2 separate regions of the Homo sapiens genome follow, and region 2 is linked to region 1. The links are chromatin loops, found by intact Hi-C in ENCODE. Cell type or tissue: GM12878. All regions are shown on one strand.

Region 1 (5,000 bases):
TTTGTTAAGTGTGTAAAACATTTGAAATGAGGCACTGTGAAATATTTACCCAGGTGACTTACATCAGTGGTGATTAATTTATTGATAATTTTTTTCTAGCTTTTTATAAAGATTCTGGTAAATGTGCATAATACCCCTAAATTCCTTAAAACTAATTTAATTACATAAAAGTTGTTATTTTTGGCTTATCATCTCAATATTTGATGAACCAAAATACCGTACCAGCTAATAACATAATATTTGAACTTAGTGTAAGTTCTTAACTGTGCTGTTTACTGCCACATGTTGTTTTGTGAGGCTCAGAATGTGTTTTGGATATTAGCAGAAGAGAAGTAGTCATTTCCAAATTATAGTGTAATTTTTTTTTTTTTTTGAGACAGAATCTCGCTCTGTCACCTAGGCTAGAGTGCAGTGGCGCAACCTCGGCTCACTACAACCTTCATCTCCTGGGTTCAAGTGATTCTCCTGCCTCAGCCTCCCGAGTAGCTGGGATTACAGGCATGCACCACCACACCCAGCTATTTTTTTTTTTTTTTTGAATTTTTAGTAGAGACAGGGTTTTACCATGTTGGCCAGGCTGGTCTCAAACTCCTGACCTCAAGTGATCTACACGCCTAGGCCTCCCAAAGTGCTGGGATTATAGGCATGAGCCACTGCGCCCGGCCTATAGTGTAAATTTTTAATGTTTTTTTTTTCTGGAGTTTTCCCTCCAATTTTTTTCTTCACATGGTAGCCAAAATGCAATGCAAAATGCAAATCTGATAGGACCTCCTTTATTTCAGTGGTTTAGAATAAAACCCAAAATGTTGACAAGGCTTTAAGTCCCTTTGTGATCTGACTCCTTCCTGCCTTTTCAATCACATCTTTCCAATGCTAGTCATACTTGTAGTGTTTAAACAGTTTTCTTTTCCTGTCTAAGGACCCTTGAACATGTGGTGGTTGCCTCTGCTCAAAATGTACTTTTCTCCCACCCATGATCTGTAATTAATCTTTTAGGTCTTTACTTAAAGACATTTCCTTAGGCTGGGATTTCCTTAGGCAGAATTTTAGCAAGCATGGTAAAGCAGAGCCCACTTTGTCAAGGAAACATGGATATGCATGCAGTCTTACTCATTTTCAACGTATAGATTGAGCTGTAAGCTTGATCATAATCACTCCTTACTTAATTTGCATTTCTACCATGTAGAAACTAATTTGAAATTATAGAAGGTGGCATTACAGACAAGAGATAGCATGGAAAGAGCTCTGAATCAGCCTGAGTCTCAGTATCTTCATGTATAAAGTATTATGCTCATTCTAGTTCTAATTTGATTCGAAATTACATGAAAATAAGTTTCATAATGTATATTATTTAAATTATTTTAAAATATCATTTTTAAGTTTTTTAAAAAACTAATTAGATGTACCTATTATTTTGCCATGTTACCATGCTCTAAAATAGTTATAATTAAATCCGCTAAAAGGAACTGAACAATTACATTGATGCTATTGCTTGCTTGGTAAACTTCTACTTGCTCCCCTACAGAGCTCTAGTTTGCACTGAGCTAAATTCTTATTCTGTTGTATATTTGTAATGAAAATGCTTTTTGTATGTGAGTTTTTGTTTATCTGATTAATAGCTTTCAGAGGTGGCTGTGAGGTCTTATAGAGGTACAGAATTTTTAGGGCTAAAAGGTTATTTTATACTATTTCTTTTAGGTGAGGGAGCTAAGACTAGGGAAGATAAGGTAAGCAAGTAATGGTGGCAGAAATGGTTCTGTTCAGTGTGTGGTGACTTTATGGTTTTCTTTTTGCAGAGTGTTTTTTCTTTTTTTTCCTTTCCCCCTCCAGTTTTTCAATGGGTGTGGAGATCATGCAGGAGCAATAGAGAAAACGAGAAAATTGTGGACGAGCAAAACTGGGCAACATTGTTCTTGGACAGATAGTCTGAAAGTGAGCCGTTTGCTTGAGGATAATAAGTTGAGTGTAAGATGGGTCACACATATAAGTACAAGAGGTTATCAATTCAAGTTCTAAAAATCTGCTCTGTTCTTGTAAGGACACTGTTAAATAAATGTGTGTTTCTATCGTTCTTTCATTTACCTGAGGTAGTCCATTTTAATAAAATTTATCCAAAATAAAGAAGCCCAGACCATGAGTCTAACCATGTATGCAGTTAATTTTTATTCAGGTCACTATTTATTTTCATTATTTCCTCAACTGGAATGAGCAGCACTTTTACACTGACATGCAAAACAGATGGATTTTTGATTATTAAACCTATTGAATTAATAAGCTCATTTAAAAAATTGGGTATTCTCCCCTCACCTCACTTTCTATTTCTCAGTCAAGTTGCTTTAATTAGGATTTTAATGTAATGTGTAATCTGAATATGGCAAAAAGTGAACTGTTAAGTATTATTTAGAAATCACTAAATTTTTGAATAAAAGATTCAGTGATTAATATTGAATAAAAGGTTTTATGGAGATATATAATACTGACCCAATTAAATATATATATATATATAATAACACTATTATTTTGCTATTTTGCTTTAAGATGATGCCCTTGCAGTTTTTAGGTATTTTAAATCAGTTTTAAGGCTTTAAAGTCAAAATTCATTGTTTAGATCTAAAAGGAATATTGTAAAAATTAATTAGTTGACCTTATTTCCAAAAATTAGTAGATTCAGAATACTGAAGTTCTTAGTTGGCAGAAGAACTCTATTGTCTAGTGACAAAATAGGTGACTTTTTCTTTTTCTTTTTTTTTTTTTTTGAGATGGAGTCTTGCACCTGTCGCCCAGGCTGGAGTGCAGTGGCACCATCTCAGCTCACTGCGACCTCCGCCTCCTGGGTTGAAGCGATTCTCCTGCCTCAGCCTCCCGAGTAGCTGGGATTACAGGCGCCCACCACCATGCCTGGCTAATTTTCGTATTTTTAGTAGAGACAGGGTTTCGCCATGTTGGCCAGACTGGTCTCGAATTCCTGACCTCCTGATCTGACCTCGTGATCTGCCCGCCTCAGCCTCCCAAAATGCTGATTACAGGCTTGAGCCACTGTGCCCAGCCCTAGATGATTTTTTCATAGACGTTTTTTCTCAGGTTTTTAACTGCAGTGCCATTTTAGTGTTTCACATCTTGACTCACATTGGAGCCCTTTGTTGCCCAGATACAATTAGGGACCAGATTTCCACCTGGGATGGCAACCACATTGTGGGGACCTCTAGTTGGGGGCTCCTGAATTGACTGAATGTACCCTTTGTTGCTTAGCTAAGTTAGAGCTACTTTTCTGTTTTTCAGCTAAGTTTCCATGTTGTGCAGAGAGGGGCTATGACCTCAAATCAGCTGAGTGGATGATCTGTCCATGTTCAATTTCCATGGCTCCTCTTCACTGGTATAGATAACCAGACAGTGACTGCACTTCTTTATGCAATATTTAGCACAGTATCAAGTTGGAGACTTTCATATGTGCTTTTGGTTGAGGTGATTTTGTTTTGGCAGTACCAAATTTCTTGCTATTTCTTGTGCCTCATTTATGCAGCGTGACGGAAAGATTGAGAGAATTCTATGTGGGGTGTGCTTTGTTTCCTGGGCAGGGCCCAGCCCAGAGTTTACCAAGGTGGCTTGACATAAGCACTACTATTAGATTTAACTAACTACTAAGCAGTTTTATTGGGTGGCTCCTTGAATGTGGCAAACACTTAAATGCAGTCCCTGCTTTAAATGAACTTATTGTCATAAGATTTCCTTTTTATTTTTTCTCTATATCTTTGTTTACTTATTCTTTTCCATCATTGTGTTATAACAAACTATAGAAAATAATGTTTCCTATATTCCATGATGTATTCAGGAGGAAAAGGATAATTCATTAAGTTAAAATTATTTTCCCCAAGTCATTCCTGTGAAATTGCAGAATTGTAGAATCTTGCCAAAAAATTAATAATGATTACTTAAAATATTTAAGTAGTTTAAAAGTAGGTAAACTGTTGTGTGTTTTATGGTGGGGTTGATTTTAAGTAAATAATTCCTTAATTATTCTCTTTACTTTCATTTTGTTTAGTCTATGTTTCACTCATTGTTTGGTGAGGAAGGGTCTAGAGTATTTATAAATCTGTTTCTTAAAAGATCATCATATTTGTTCTGTTTTCTAAAAACACTGCTTAATATTTGATGACATTTTCTTCTAGTACTTACTATAATTTTTTGAGAATGAATATTTTATTTTGGCCGGACACGGTAGCTCACACCTGTAATCCCAGCACTTTGGGAGGCTCAGGCAGGTGGATCATCTGATGTCAGGAGTTCGAGACCAGCCTGGCCAACATGGTGAAACCCTGTCTCTACTAAAAATACAAAAATTAGCTGGGCCTGGTGACGGGTGCCTGTAATCCCAGCTACTCAGGAGGCTAAGGCAGGGCAGGAGAATCACTTGAACCTGGGCGGTGGAGGTTGCAGTGAGCTGAGATCGCGCCACTGCACTCCAGTCCGGGCAACAGAGCAAGACTTAGTCTGGAAAAAAAAAAATTTTATTTTAATAAGCATGTTTATCTTGTGGGTGCTGCAAGCCTACAACTACATCAGGAAGTGCAGATAGTACCATACGAAACTGCATATTAAATTGTATGTTCCTGATGGTGGTGAACTTCAGTAACTTCTTGTGTGTGTTTAATACTTAGAATAAACTGCATTCACAGAGACGTGAAATTAATAGCTAATGATGCTTTTTACTGAATCCCATTAGTCTTTTTTTTTTTTTTTGAGATGGAGCCTCGCTCTTTCGCCCAGGCTGGAGTGCAGTAGCATGATCTCGGCTTACTGCAACCTCCGCCTCCCAGGCTCAAGTGATTCTCTTTCCTCAGCCTCCCGAGTAGCTGAGATGACAGGCGTGTGCCACCACGCCCAGCTAATTTCTGTATTTTTAGTAGAGATGATGGTTTCCCCATGTTGGCCAGGCTGGTCTTGAACTGGTCTCAAGTAATCTGCCCGCCTTGGCCTCCCAAAGTGCTTGGATTTACAGGCTT
Region 2 (5,000 bases), 69 kb after region 1:
GATTTACTATTGTTTAAGCCTTTTTTAGTATAGAATGGGAGCTTGGGCAATATTAGGGTATGTGTGTGTTTGTAAGAGTGAGTGTATCTGCTTATGAGGTCCAGATTTTATTTTTCATAGAATTGATATTATTAAAACAATGAGATTCTAGTTTTGTCCATTTAGAGACAGAACTTGAAATCCACTCATAAGTGTTTGTCAAATTAGAAAACATTAAAATGAAACAATCTTTTTTAACAGAGTAAATTTACAGCATCTTGTTTGTTTTATTCAAAATTGTAATTGGGGTCTTTTATTCTAGGAAGTAGAATCTAATCTTGGAATTTATCCTCTTTTGTCAGTCTTTCAGTGTCTTGTGTGAATATATTTATTGTAATACTTCAATATAAATGTGTTTATATTTAATGTATTAGTTTTCCATGTTGAAGAGTTTACTAGGATTGCACATATAGTATCCTGAGATCTTGATTCTATAAAGAATTATTAAGTTTATTAAAAGATACAGAACTCTTTCCTCATTCCTTTCTTTTTCACAGTTGTTTGTGTGTTTATTTTTTATTTCCAAATTTATAGTGATGTTATATAAATCTGCCTAGATTGTTGGCTTTTAAGTATTCTTTAAATGTTAAATTTGTGGTGGAGTTTGGAAGAGGATAACATATTATTATGTGACTTTTGTTCACCTGATCATCCCACAACCATTAATGTACAGTAATCAGTTATGTTCCTGTAAAATTCTGAGTTCTATCCTCTTCTAGTTTTAAGGATTGTGAAATGTTACAGGAGAGGAGTTAGAAGTTAGATACCTGTCTGTAAAGGTGGGGAGGCTGAGTTAGCCAGCACTGGTAAAATGGAATGAAGGCAGAAAGCATATTGGGAAAATCTCTTGGTAACGGGAGAAAGTCAGTAGGATGATAAATTCGAAGGGAGGATTTACATACAGTAGAGTTCTGAGTCTGGAAAATATGCTTAATGAATAAAACTTGTCAATCAAGGAACTGCCTTGCTTCTGGTTCCTTTTAAAATTTTTTCTTCTTTTGGTTTTGTTTTTAAAAATTACATGGCTGTGGAAGAAAGCTATGATTTTTACTGGTCATTAAATTTTTGCCTTCCACCTCACCAAAGTTTACTTTTTTAGAATAATACTTGTGTAATTGCATAAAATTTATATTATATAAAACATTATATGGGGAATTTTAAAGGTAAGAAATATGAGAGAGTGAATAAAACAGAAAGGTTAGATTGTGTTAAAAAGGGTTCTCATATGGTAACATTAATCTTGAATGTCTCAGCCAGCTTTACAGGTTAGACTCATCTCTCACTCATAGTTGATTGTGTTCAAGTGGACCAATTTCTGGATGGCAAGTTTACAAGATAATAGTGTTGTATTTGTCGTTATTTCTTAACATTAATTTCAACAAAGGCAATGAACAAAGTCAAAATAAGAGGTGCAAAATAAAAGGGCACTGGGGACTGATGCCAAAAAACTGTGGGTAGTCTGCATTATGGTTTTAGTGGGCCGTAGTAGAGGATAGTGTTGTGTTAGGGTGCCCTTTCCCTTGCTTAGTGCTGAGGTGCACACAGATTCTTATATTTCCTAAGCCTGATTTTCAAGCCATTCTGGACTTAGAATCTTTTGTATCACTCAGAGCACCTAATGTACATGTTAATTTTTGTTAAATATTTAATATTTAAATATTGATTATCAAATATGCACATTCATTCATCTGTTTAATTGTTCAGTCAACAGTATTTAAATGCCTTCTACTTGTCAGGTACTGTGTTAAGTAATAAGGATATAAATGTTAGTGCCAGTACTGCTTGGAGCTTTCACACAGGTGGGAATATAAACATGTGTAGAAGGGAAGATATGCAAGTGATTATAGTAAAGTCGGATGAATTTTTCCAGTAGGAAAAGTAAAAAGAGCTGTGGAAACACTGTACCAGTTAGGATGCTTTGGCTGTAACGAAACCTAACTAAGAGTAGCTTAAATTAAACCAAGGGTCAGCAAACTTTTGTAAAGGGCTAGATTAGGGGTATCCAATCTTCTGGCTTCCCTGGGCCACACTGGAAGAAGAAGAATTGTTTTGGGCCACATATGAAATACTCTAACGATAGCTGATGAGCTAAAAAAAAATCACAAAAATCTCATAATGTTTTAAGAAAGTTTACGAATTTGTGTTGGGCCACATTCGAAGCTGTCCTGGGCTGCATGTGGCCCACGGGCTGCAAGTTGGAGAAGATTGGGCTAGATAGTAAATAATTTAGGCTTTCTGGATCATTTGGTCTCTGTTGCAGCTACTGAACTTTACAACTATAGGTAATAGTAAACTAACAGGAAGGCCGTATTTCAGTAAAACTATTTATAAAAATGGGTGTCTGGCTGGATTTGGCTCAAGAGTTGTTATTTGTCATTTCTGGCTTAAACTATGAGTGCACTTACCGCTAATAATGAGCAGTTAAAAGATAAGCAGTCTGAGGCTGTTTTTATACTTCTCACAGGCTAGTCTAAGCATGTTGGCTTTCATTTTCAGTCTTGACACCTTCTGGTTGAGAGATATTTCCCTCCATAAACTTCAAGCTGGTTGATCTTAACTAGTCTCTGTGTCAGGGAAGGGCTCTCAGATGAAGTGATTTTACATATTGAAGTAAGAGATGGGGAGGAATGATCATGCAAAATGAATTTCATATGGAAAGGCTTGGAGGCATCAGGATGTGTGTGGTACAATTTGAGGGACTGAAGTCTAGTGGGGCTTGGTTTAGAGTAGAAGATAAATAATGATGAGAGATGATTATGAGAGGGCTTTGAGTATGCAGTTAATTCTGGAGGCAGTGGGATGCCAATGTAGAGTTTCAAGTAGAGAAATGATGTGATTGGGTCTACATGGGGTATGAACAAAATGCTTTACTCACAGTGGACGTAAAAAGATAAGCATCGGCCAGGCATGGTGGCTCACGCCTGTAATCTCAGCACTTTGGGAGGCCGAGGCGGGTGGATCACCTGAGGTCAGGAGTTTGAGTCCAGCCTGACCAACATGGTGAAACCCTGTCTCTACTAAAAATACAAAAATTAGCTGGGCATAGTGGTGCGTGCCTGTAATCCCAGCTACTTGGGAGGCTGAGGCAAGAGAATTGCTTGAACCCAGGAGGTGGAGGTTGCAGTGAGCTGAGATCGTGCCATTGCACTCTAGCCTGGGCGACAAAGTGAGACTCCGTTTAAAAAAACAAAAGATAAGCATCTAACATTTTAAATGTATTTTTTCAGTATCAGGAATTTTGCTAAGCATTTGACATATATTATCTCATTTAATAACCTGATGAAATAGGTGCTTTTATTATCCTATTAATATAGATGAAGGTGCTTAGGCTTGTGGTCATAGAGCTAATAAACGGCAGAGTTAGGCTTCTAATTCAAATGGACTGACTGTCACCTGCCTCTTAACGACACACTATCCTCATTTCTTTAGTAATCCATAATTATTAATGATGAACAAGAGAGTTTGAGATCAAGTGATATACTGTTGTTTAAACGTTCCTAGAAAATAGAACTGAAAGAATTTTCTGTACACTGTTTTTCCCTGATCAGCCCAGAAATCTCATTAGTAAAAGATTGATCCCTTCTTTTCTCCCTCTCTCTTCGTTCTTACTTTCCCACCTCAGCATTTCATCTATTTAGAATTATATTTAATTATCTTCACAGACAATTCCTAGGCCTTAATTAAGTTTATTTTAGTGATGGTTTCATTAGCTGTCTTTTTTCCAGGTGGCTTTAAAAAATTTGTGGAGAGAGAGAGAGGAAAAAGGATTCACAAACATTTAAATTAGGACTTATGTATTAGTTCATTGTGATTGTGCAGTGCATGACAAGTGTTTTAGCTTGTGCTAAGTAACCTAAGTGCTTCTTCACATGGGAAAACAACCTATGTGCAAAAGTAACAGTATTTAGATAGATAGATAGATAGATAGATAGACAGAGAGACAGACAGACAGACAGGACACAAAGTATATATTTATAAAGCACAAAAAGCAAGGACAGTAAGTACAGTAATGGTAAAGCAAGGTAAAGGTTGTTTATAAATTGGGAAAAACAAAACAGGAAAGAAAGGAATGCTCAAGCAGGAATTAATGAGCTTAATAATGAGGGAGAGCTTTTTTATACTTTTGAGAAAAAAATGCGAGATCAGATAATTCTGAAAAACCCTTTTTAAATAACAGCTAATTATAGTTCTGGAAATACCTAGAACATTAAAATTGTAGAATTCGTCTTATAATGTCATAAATTGGCCTGCTAATTTTATTTATCTACAGATTTAGGAAGACCTAATATAAACTGGAAAGGTCTCAGGAGTTTCTAGGGACTAAAAGATGCCTTTCCTTATAACACTGTGTGAATGATTAATATAAGAAAGACATCGAGTCCTGTCTGAAATTTTATCAAGAATGTTTAATGACTTTTAATGTTTTATATTTATAAAATTTAGTTTCTAAGAATATTTTCTCCTTTAAACACTGATACAGATTTTTCTTTTTTGTTTTCCCCCCAAATTTTAAAAATAAATATTTCTTATCTTTAGAAAATTTCATTTTTTAAAAGTGAAAGCAATTTATTAAGAAAGTAAAGGAGTAAAGAATGGCTACTCCGTAGTCAGAGCAACTGTATTTCTTTTTTTCTAATTTGTAATTTTTAGAGACAGGGTCTCATTTTGTTGCTCAGGCTGGAGTGCAGGGATGTGATCATAGCTCACTGCAACCTTGAACTCCTGGACTCCAGTGATCCTCCCACCTTAGCCTCTTAAGTAGCTAGTACTGCAAGTGTTCACCACGAAACTTGGCTAATTTTTTTATTCTTTATTTTTTCTTGAGATAAAGTCTCACTATGTTGACCAGGCTGGCCTCAAACTCCTGGTCTCAAGCAATCCTCTGGCTTTGGCCTTCCAAAGCACTAGGATTACAGGAGTGAGCCACTGTGCCAGGCCCTAGATCATTACAATTTTTATAA

Evidence for each region. A loop is a pair of places that touch in the nucleus more often than their neighbours do. Peaks named below come from ENCODE experiments on the same cell type or tissue, not always from the same donor. Only the 100,000 strongest peaks of a DNase experiment are listed, where the experiment ranks them.
Region 2: a loop joins it to region 1, with 2.4 times the contacts of the local background. A loop is called at or near these places in 1 of 110 quality-filtered maps.

What each region holds. Positions count from the first base shown.
Region 1 is chr3:158,134,915-158,139,914 of GRCh38, forward strand. The region is part of intron 3 of RSRC1 (arginine and serine rich coiled-coil 1); the gene reads left to right. Among named protein-coding and RNA genes, the nearest start is that of RSRC1, 27 kb to the left of the region's middle. In GM12878, no CTCF peak of the experiment used is centred here; no DNase peak of the experiment used is centred here.
Region 2 is chr3:158,203,694-158,208,693 of GRCh38, forward strand. The region is part of intron 4 of RSRC1 (arginine and serine rich coiled-coil 1); the gene reads left to right. Among named protein-coding and RNA genes, the nearest start is that of RSRC1, 96 kb to the left of the region's middle. In GM12878, no CTCF peak of the experiment used is centred here; a DNase peak (open chromatin) is centred at 2,518.